Regions from separate parts of the Homo sapiens genome. Here region 1 is linked to region 2. Evidence: chromatin contacts called from ENCODE Hi-C or POLR2A ChIA-PET data. All regions are on one chromosome and are shown on one strand. The core of a region is the stretch at or near the end of the contact, and the rest is flanking DNA. Distances in the headings are between cores, read along the strand shown. Region 1 overlaps LOC107984219 (a long non-coding RNA gene). Region 2 holds the start of MACORIS (macrophage enriched lincRNA repressor of IFN-gamma signaling).

What was found. A loop is a pair of places that touch in the nucleus more often than their neighbours do. ChIA-PET counts read pairs that join two places held with the same protein, here RNA polymerase II (POLR2A). Pooled maps may share reads with other maps.
Region 1: a map of endothelial cell of umbilical vein shows a loop between it and region 2 (13-fold over the local background). The contact joins the enhancer-like site here to the promoter of MACORIS in region 2. A Hi-C loop is called at or near these places in 2 of 168 maps with a recorded cell type or tissue (endothelial cell of umbilical vein and mammary epithelial cell) and 4 of 50 pooled maps. POLR2A ChIA-PET finds 5 or more read pairs at or near these places in 1 of 52 experiments (CD4-positive, alpha-beta T cell).

What each region holds. Positions count from the first base shown.
Region 1 is chr10:31,946,408-31,950,334 of GRCh38, reverse strand. The region is part of intron 2 of LOC107984219 (a long non-coding RNA gene); the gene reads right to left. Among named protein-coding and RNA genes, the nearest start is that of ARHGAP12, 20 kb to the right of the region's middle. Within about 2 kb of position 2,559, at least 7 of the 41 ENCODE cell types and tissues checked have a DNase peak (open chromatin) inside an H3K27ac peak, as active enhancers do; they include endothelial cell of umbilical vein, where a contact is called at or near this core.
Region 2 is chr10:31,704,760-31,708,720 of GRCh38, reverse strand. MACORIS (macrophage enriched lincRNA repressor of IFN-gamma signaling) reads left to right here and starts at 1,274. Exons shown (of 2, transcript NR_184023.1): 1 at 1,274-1,415. RefSeq lists an enhancer at 836-1,025.

The sequences.
Region 1 (3,927 bases), core at 1,310-3,809, 240 kb before region 2:
GCAACAAGAGCAAAACTCTGTCTCAAAAAAAAAAGTAAGTTCCACACCTAAATATTCATCCTGCATCTCCCAAGAAGAGGGAATTCTCTTATATAACCACAACAGCATTGTTCTACCTAAGAAATGTAATTGACGTAATAATAGTAATATACAGCCCATATTCAAATTTCTCCAATTATCCTTAAAGCTTTTCTTTTTCTAGATTCACAATCCAATCAAGAATACGGTTGATAAGGCCGGGCTCGGTGGCTCATGCCTGTAATCCCAGCACTTTGGGAGGCCGAGGCGGGTGGATCACGAGGTCAGGAGATCGAGACCATCCTGGCTAACACGGTGAAACCCTGTCTCAACTAAAAAATACAAAAAAAAAAGTAGCCGGGCGTGGTGGCGGGCGCCTTTAGTCCCAGCTACTCGGGAAGCTGAGGCAGGAGAATGGCGTGGACCCGGGAGGCGGAGCTTGCAGTGAGCCAAGATCGCGCCACTCCATTCCAGCCTAGGCAAGAAAGCGAGACTCTGTCTCAAAAAAAAAAAAAAAAAAGAATATGGTTGATAATTATGTCTCATTAATATCTTTTTAACCACAACAATCCTTGTGATGGTCAAAATGTTTATCATCCCTCAAAATTCATATGTTGAAATCCTAAACCCCAAGGTGAACCCTCATATACCAAATTAGAGACCTTGTAATATATGCCCATGGGAGCTCATTGGCCCTTTCCACCATGTGAGGACCCAACTGAAGGCACCATCTATGAATCAGAAAGTGGGTTCTTAACAGACACTGAATCTGCTGGCACCTTCTTTAAAACATTTGTAATTTCATTTTCATTTTTAGAGACGGGGTATCGCTTTGTCTTGCTTTGTCACCCAGGCTGGAGTGAAGTAACGTGCTCATGGGTCACTGCAGCCTCAAACTCCTGGGCTTAAGCAATCTTTCTGCCTCAGCCTCCTAAGTAGCTAGGACTACAAGCATGGGCCACCAATTCCCTGCTATCTGCTGGGAACTTGATCTTGGACTTCTCAGACTCCAGTACTGTGATAAATAAATTTCTCTTGTTGGTAAGCCACCTAGTTTATGGTATTTTGTTATAAAAGCCTGAACAGACTGTGAAAATCCCCGCCTTTTTTTTTTTTTTTGAGACAGAGTCTTACTTGCTCTGTCACCCATGCTGGAATGCAGTGGCATAATCTTAGCTCACTGCAACCTCTGCCTCCTGGGTTCAAGCCATTCTCCTGCCTCAGCCTACCGAGTAGCTGGGATTACAGGCACGTGCCACCACACACAGCTAATTTTTGTATTTTTAGTAGAGACAGGGTTTCACCACGTGGGCCAGCCTGGTCTTGAACTCCTGACCTCAAGTGATCTGCCCGCCTTGGCCTCCCAAAGTGCTGGGATTACAGGCGCGAGCCACCGTCCCTGACCACACCCCCCCTGCCTTTTTTTGTCTTTTATAATATTGATAGTTTTGAGGAGCTCAGGCCTACTACCTCATTTTATTTAGATTTTTATTTTTCTTTAAAAATTAAAAAAAAATGTTTTGTAGAGACAGGATCTTGCTATGTTGCTCAGGCTGGTCTTGAACTCCTGGGCTCAAGCAATCTCCTCACCTTGGCCTCTAAAATTGTTGGCACTGCAGGCATGAGCCATTGTACCTGGCCTAATTTAGATGTTAAAGGATTGTAACAGTGTTAGTAAATTTTATGACAATTTGAGAAAGAGAAACTCCTAAGTCATTTTGGACTAATATTCATCCTGTCACTTTGAAGACTATGCTAAATTTTGAATGTGAATGAATCTCATTTTAAGAACTAATACCCTAAAATTGCTTAATGACTCAAGTGTGCTATTATATAATAGAACTTAAAAGTAGAAAACATCTAATACTGCATTTTTTCCTAGTGAAGGGATAAGCAGTTGAGACATTTTAGCTCTATTTTGTTTTGTCATTTTTGTTTTATGATCACAGGATTACTTAAAAAGGTGGACAGCTGGGCACGGTGGCTCACGCCTATAATCCCAGCATTTTGGGAGGACAAGGAGGGAGGATCACTTGAACCCAGAAGTTTGAGACCAGCCTGGACAATGTAGTGAGACCCCGTCTCTACAAAAATTTTAAAAAAATTAGCCAGTTGTGTTGGCGTGAGCCTGTAGTCTCAACTACTCAGGAGGCTGAGGTGGGATGATCACTCGAGCCTGGGAGATTGAGGCTGCAGTGAGCTGTGATCTTGCCACCGTACTCCAGCCTGGGTTGACAGAGTGAAAAGAAAAAAGAAATAAAAAGGGGACCTAACTTTTTTACAAGCACGATTTTTGTGTAGTGTATATAGAAAGTCAATTTTTTAATGTGTTCAGCAGCTGAAATCGTTGTATACTTCCCCATGTGCAATGGAACAGAAAAACGCTCGTTGTTTTAGAACACCAGAATATGCATGAGACATAAATGTGTTTTTCCCTGATGAAAACAACTTCATTTCACTTCCGGAATTTCAAAACTACCATCTGGTAGTCAACCCTGTTTTTCCACCAGATGGCAATAACCCATAATGGCTGAGCAGGATGAATGGAATGTACACAAAACAGTGCAGGGTGTGAGCATTAAAAGGGCTGTGAACGTGAAATGTGGTAATGTAGGAAAAACGATGAGTCCCAGGAGAAGAGGATAAATAATGGATTGCTAAATCTGGCACCCTTGGAGCTAACAACATCCATCATAAAAGGGGTCACATCATTTAAGAGCAAACTTTAAAAGCAGAAAGCGTTCCAGTATTTGTTATTTTTTTTTGGTTTGTTTTCAGAATCACATATTATAGAACAGCTGACAGAGTGGAAAAATTGTTGATATTTAAGTAGAATCTGTACCAAAAACATATTGTATGTTCCTAACAGAAGTGATAAATTCAGAGAGATTATTTTAGGAAAAAGGAGGGAACCGGAAGAACTGCTGATGAAATCTGCAGGCCACTTCTCTTCCCCTCCACCATGACTTCAAGAATCCTGCTGACACTTCACACTTCTCTTCCCAAGTCTGTTTAACTGGGTACACCTATTTGGTTTGGATTTTAGGTGGCATAATACAACCCAACCCAATGCTATTCAAACTCCTGTAAATAACTGACAGCAGGCTACAGTCCCAAATTACAACACGATTTTCTTTTTTGACAGGTTTTATGTAAAAAGACTTTCGCCCCCTATTAAATATCTGTCATTTTCTCTTGCTCTGGGTTCTTTTTCTGAGAACTAGACATACCTCTGATAAAGGTCATGCTATTCTTTTTGGAGACTAAATAATACCAATATTTATCATTATTTTTACCATTTTCCTTTCTTTCTTTTTGAAAAATAACAATATGGGCCTGGCGTGGTGGCTCATGCTTACAGTCCCAGCACTTTGGGAGGCTGAAGGGGATGGATCACCTGAGCTCAGGAGTTCGAGTTCGAGACCAGCCTGGGCAACATGGTGAAACCCCAGCTCTACAAAAATTACAAAATTATCCAGGCCCATGCCTGCATGCCTGCAAGGCTACATGCCTGTAGTCCCAGCTACTTGGAGGCCGAAGCAAGAGGATTGCTTGAGCCTGGGGGGCAGGGTTTGCAGTGAGCCAAGATCCTGCCATTTCACTCCAGCCTGGGCAACAGGGTGAGACCCTGGACCTTGTCTCAAAAAAAAAAAAAAAAAGTTAAGGAAAAAATAAAAACAACATGGAGAAACCCCATCTCTACTAAAAATACATAATTAGCTGGGCATGGTGGTGCATACCTGTAATCCCAGCTATTCAGGAGGCTGAGGCAGGAGAATCGCTTGAACCTGGAAGGTAGAGGTTGCAGTGAGCTGAGATCGCGCCATTGCACTCCAGCCTGGACAACGAGAGCGAAACTGTGTCTCAAAAAAAAAAAAAAAAAAAAAAAAGAAGTAAAGAAGTTCCAGC
Region 2 (3,961 bases), core at 25-2,524:
CACAGCTGGAGAGGCTTACAAGGAGGCTCGAGCTGGTCAGTTTCAAGGTTTCTGGGCCTGCGTGTTGGAAATTAGGTCACCCTTAGTCTGCCTTGACAAAGAAGACACAGGACATTGGAGGGTGATGTGAGATGCAGTACACGAGGGTCTTACCCTCTCATCTCCCCCGGGTTCCATCACGACACCTGGACTCCAATCTGAACATCAGAAACAATACAAAGCACTTTTAAAAAATTAAATTCAGAGGTCGGGACAGCTTGGGCAGGACTAATTTGTGTGCTTGGCTGTCACAGTGATGGATTTGAGACAGATTAACCCTTGGGCTCCTGGGCCCAGCAGCCTGGGATTGGGTGGGGGGGTGCATTTTCCCTGCATGAAATTACCTTTGTGTAGGGCCCTCTGTCCCAGCAGATGCTGCTCCCTTCTGTTCCCTCACACCCCTGGGCCAACTGTTGTAAACCCCAGAAGAGTGAAAAGAAGCAATTGCCAAGATAAGAAAGCAGGCTTGCAACTGTGTTTGTCCTACTCCGAGTCATTCGGGGTAGGAAAGGGAAACACAGGATGTCTGACTTCCAGGTATTCTTGTAGGTTTTTACGGGGGCTTTTGTTTTTGTCTTTTCTTATTCTTATATTTTTTTAAGACAGCCCTGTGTGGTGAAGTCTCTAGTAAGATAGAAACCTAGGGCTTCACCAGTTCCCTCTGAAAAGGGTTTGAACTGGATTCTCTCAGACTCCCTGTGAGAAAATCCCAGCCATGCCCCCTGACCCTTGTCTTGGGGCTGTGGGGGCTGGGCTGGCTGCCTTCTGGCTGACACTCTCGGAGCAAGCAGACCATAATGAGTCAATTCTCTGCTGTCTGCTATTTAAAACAACGGGTTCCTTCCTGTTTCCTACGCGCTGACTGAGGCGTCTTCTGTGTTAGAAAAAAAAAAGAAACTCAGGAATAAAGTGCCTCCTCTCACAATGAATGGGCTACACATTTCGGCCCGCAGTGACACAAAAGCTCCTAACTGTTTCATCTGTACAGATGGCTCTCATTTGGTGTTGGTGGCATGACTCTGTGAGGTAATTTCCCACATACTTGGTCCATTTAACTGGAGGAGGGTAAAAACCTCCTCTAAGCCAAGTTAGAATCCTCCAAGAAATAGAATTGCTCTTAGCCCTGAGTGTGAAATTTTTGCAGAAGTCCCTGAATTGCAGATGTTCCCTCCAAGAGGGAAGGAGGGAGAGTGCGCAATCTCCCTGGTCTGAAGTGAGAACGGCCTATGCTCTCACTCTTTGTTCCCCTCCCCAGGGAAATCCAGTTACCCACTGGGAGTGAGCTGCCCCCTAACCCCGCATGACCCTGTTCCCCGGGAGGGGCAGCCTGGGGAGTGACAGGCATGACCTCGATGGTGGGCCAGGGGCCTCCTCAGGTGAGTCTTGACCTAACTTTGGCTCTTTCTCTATTTCTCAAACTAAGTGGGAGGGATGTTCAGAGGGAAGCCAGGTTCCCTTGGTTATGCAACACTTGAGTTGCAAATTTCAGTAGCAATATAGAAGGCAAAGCAGTTCTGGCTTTCTTAGCGACACCACCCAGCTTCCGGGTCCAGAGGGACACTAAGATGATTATCTCTCTGTGTGCACAGCTCGGTGACGCTGGGGGCCCAGGCTTCCTGGGGGAGACAGACCAGCCTTAAGAATGCTCAGGAATTGCTGGGACGTTGGTTCATTCACTCATGCAGCAAATGTACTGGTCCCTGGCACCAGCTGCAGATGCAGAAGATGAGCACGTCATGGCTCCCTCCTGCAAGAGCTGTCAGTTTTTGGATGGTGGGAATGTAAGAGACACATCAGGGAAGCAGGTTTCATGGAGGAGGTGCTGTTGGGCCAGGTCCTGAAGAGAAGGGCTAGGACTATGTTAGGCTGAAAGGGAGGATGACATTCCCAACAGAGGGAATAATAGGAGGAAAAGCACAGAAGACATATACATGTGGTATGTTTAATAAATGTAACAAGCATCAGTGTCATGTCTCAAGTGCAAATGTTGGCACTCTGTCAGGGACTGCACGTGTGAATAACTAGATGGGCGTGGCCAGAGTATGGTGTATATGTATGTGTGTGTGTGTGTGTGTACATGTGTGTGTATGCGTGTAGCAGGAGGCCTGTGAAGGGGTATAGGACCAGAGGCTTGAAAAGACATGCTAGAATCAGACTGAGAAAAGTCTGTTAGCAAAAGGAAGCCCAAAAAGAAGCTTTAAAAAGCTCAAGATCTACAAGAGTTGGTTGGTTCGAATGAGATAATCAGGCTTGTATCTTCAAGTGCTCATCCTGGATAACATCTGGGGAAGGGGTTGGGAGGGTGCAGTGGGCAGGAGGCTAAGGACTAAGTAGGAGTACTGGAGATGGGGACACCCCCTTTGTGCTTGGGGGTGGCATGGGGAAGGGGAGGAGGCCCCCGCTGGAGTGGCAGGAACGATATTGGAGCACTTACTGAGGTGCTGAACTTTGGAGCAGCTCATCCAGGGAAAGAAAGTGAGTTCATTGTTGTGAATTTGGGCTTCCAGAGGGACAGCAGGACCAAGCCCATATTGCAGGGCTGTCAGGCTTTGCAAACCCACGGATAGGCATGTAGAACCCCCGAGACAGGGAAAGATCCTGCATGAATGAGAGGAAGGCCAGGAAGGAAGCGGAGATGGAAGAGATCAGTGCCTAGGGCCCAGCAGGAAAACAGGTGGCCAACCAGAGAGCTGGAATGGGGAGCAGAGGGATGGGGGAGCCTGGGGTCTGCAGCAGTGAGAGGTGGGCACAGAGCCAGCCTGGGGGGTGAATGGCACAGGACACTAGAGAGGCAGGACGGGCCTCATGACTACTGCCACACATTCCTTCTGCCTCTTGGCTTGGGTTTGGAGAGACAAGACTCAAGAGCTGGTGGAGGTTGGCAGTGTGGAAGGCAGAGGCTTGGAGACCAAATTGGGATGAGGAGAGAGACATGGGTTCCCTGACACCCTCACCCAAACTCAAACCCCAAGGCCAGCTCCACAGCCCATGCCTGAGCTTCAGCTCCTGAATTCAGGAGGAATTAATGTTCTCAATGCCAATATGGAGTGCCCCCAGGTACCAGCTGAGGCTGTTCTAGGGCAGCTTTGTCAGAGATGCCTACATTTTCTTGGTACCATTCCCATAAGAATGTTGGGTACTTCCTGCTGTGACCCTCTCAAAGCACAGGGCTTTCCTTTTTTCAGTAGGTTTTGACTTAAAGCCAAGGAAATCCTCGTCGAAAGGCCCTCTTGACCACTTACTGGCCACAGGACCTTGAGCAACTCAATAACCTTCTCCAAGCCTCTTGGAGTTGCTGTGAGTGAGTGAGCTAACATCCATGGCACTCCACACTGCCCCAGTCCACATGACCCCATGAGGGCAGGCATTGTCCTTGGTTTCATTCTGTCATGTGACCAATGGTTACAACAGTGTCTGACACATAGGAAATGCTTCGAAACATATCTGATGAACAAATGAATGAATGGAGCATCCTTTCATTCATGAAATTACCTTTGTGTGGGGACCTCTGCCCCAGCAGATACCTAGTATTCTTCTGGCACTCAGGAAAAGTGGAATAAATGTGCATTTCCTTTCTTCCTTATTTTTTTTCAGCCCCATTTGCTTCCCTTTACCCCACACCTTTCTGTCATCTTGGTCTCATTTTTACTGCCTTCCTCCTCACCCTTCCCAACTCACCTCTCATCGTCTCTCACTCTCACTTTTATAAAAAGAGGAGCAAACAGTGGCTTGGTCACACTCTTAGTATTCTCTCACAAACACTTTTTATTCTTTATATGACCAGTCTGAGACTTTTCCAAATATTTCTTTTCTGCTTCCCTTTTAATAACAAATTTCATCTTTACATCATTTATCTTCTCTTGAATTTTACTATATGCAATTCAAAGAAGCCACACAGCACCGTGAATGCTTTGCTGCTTAG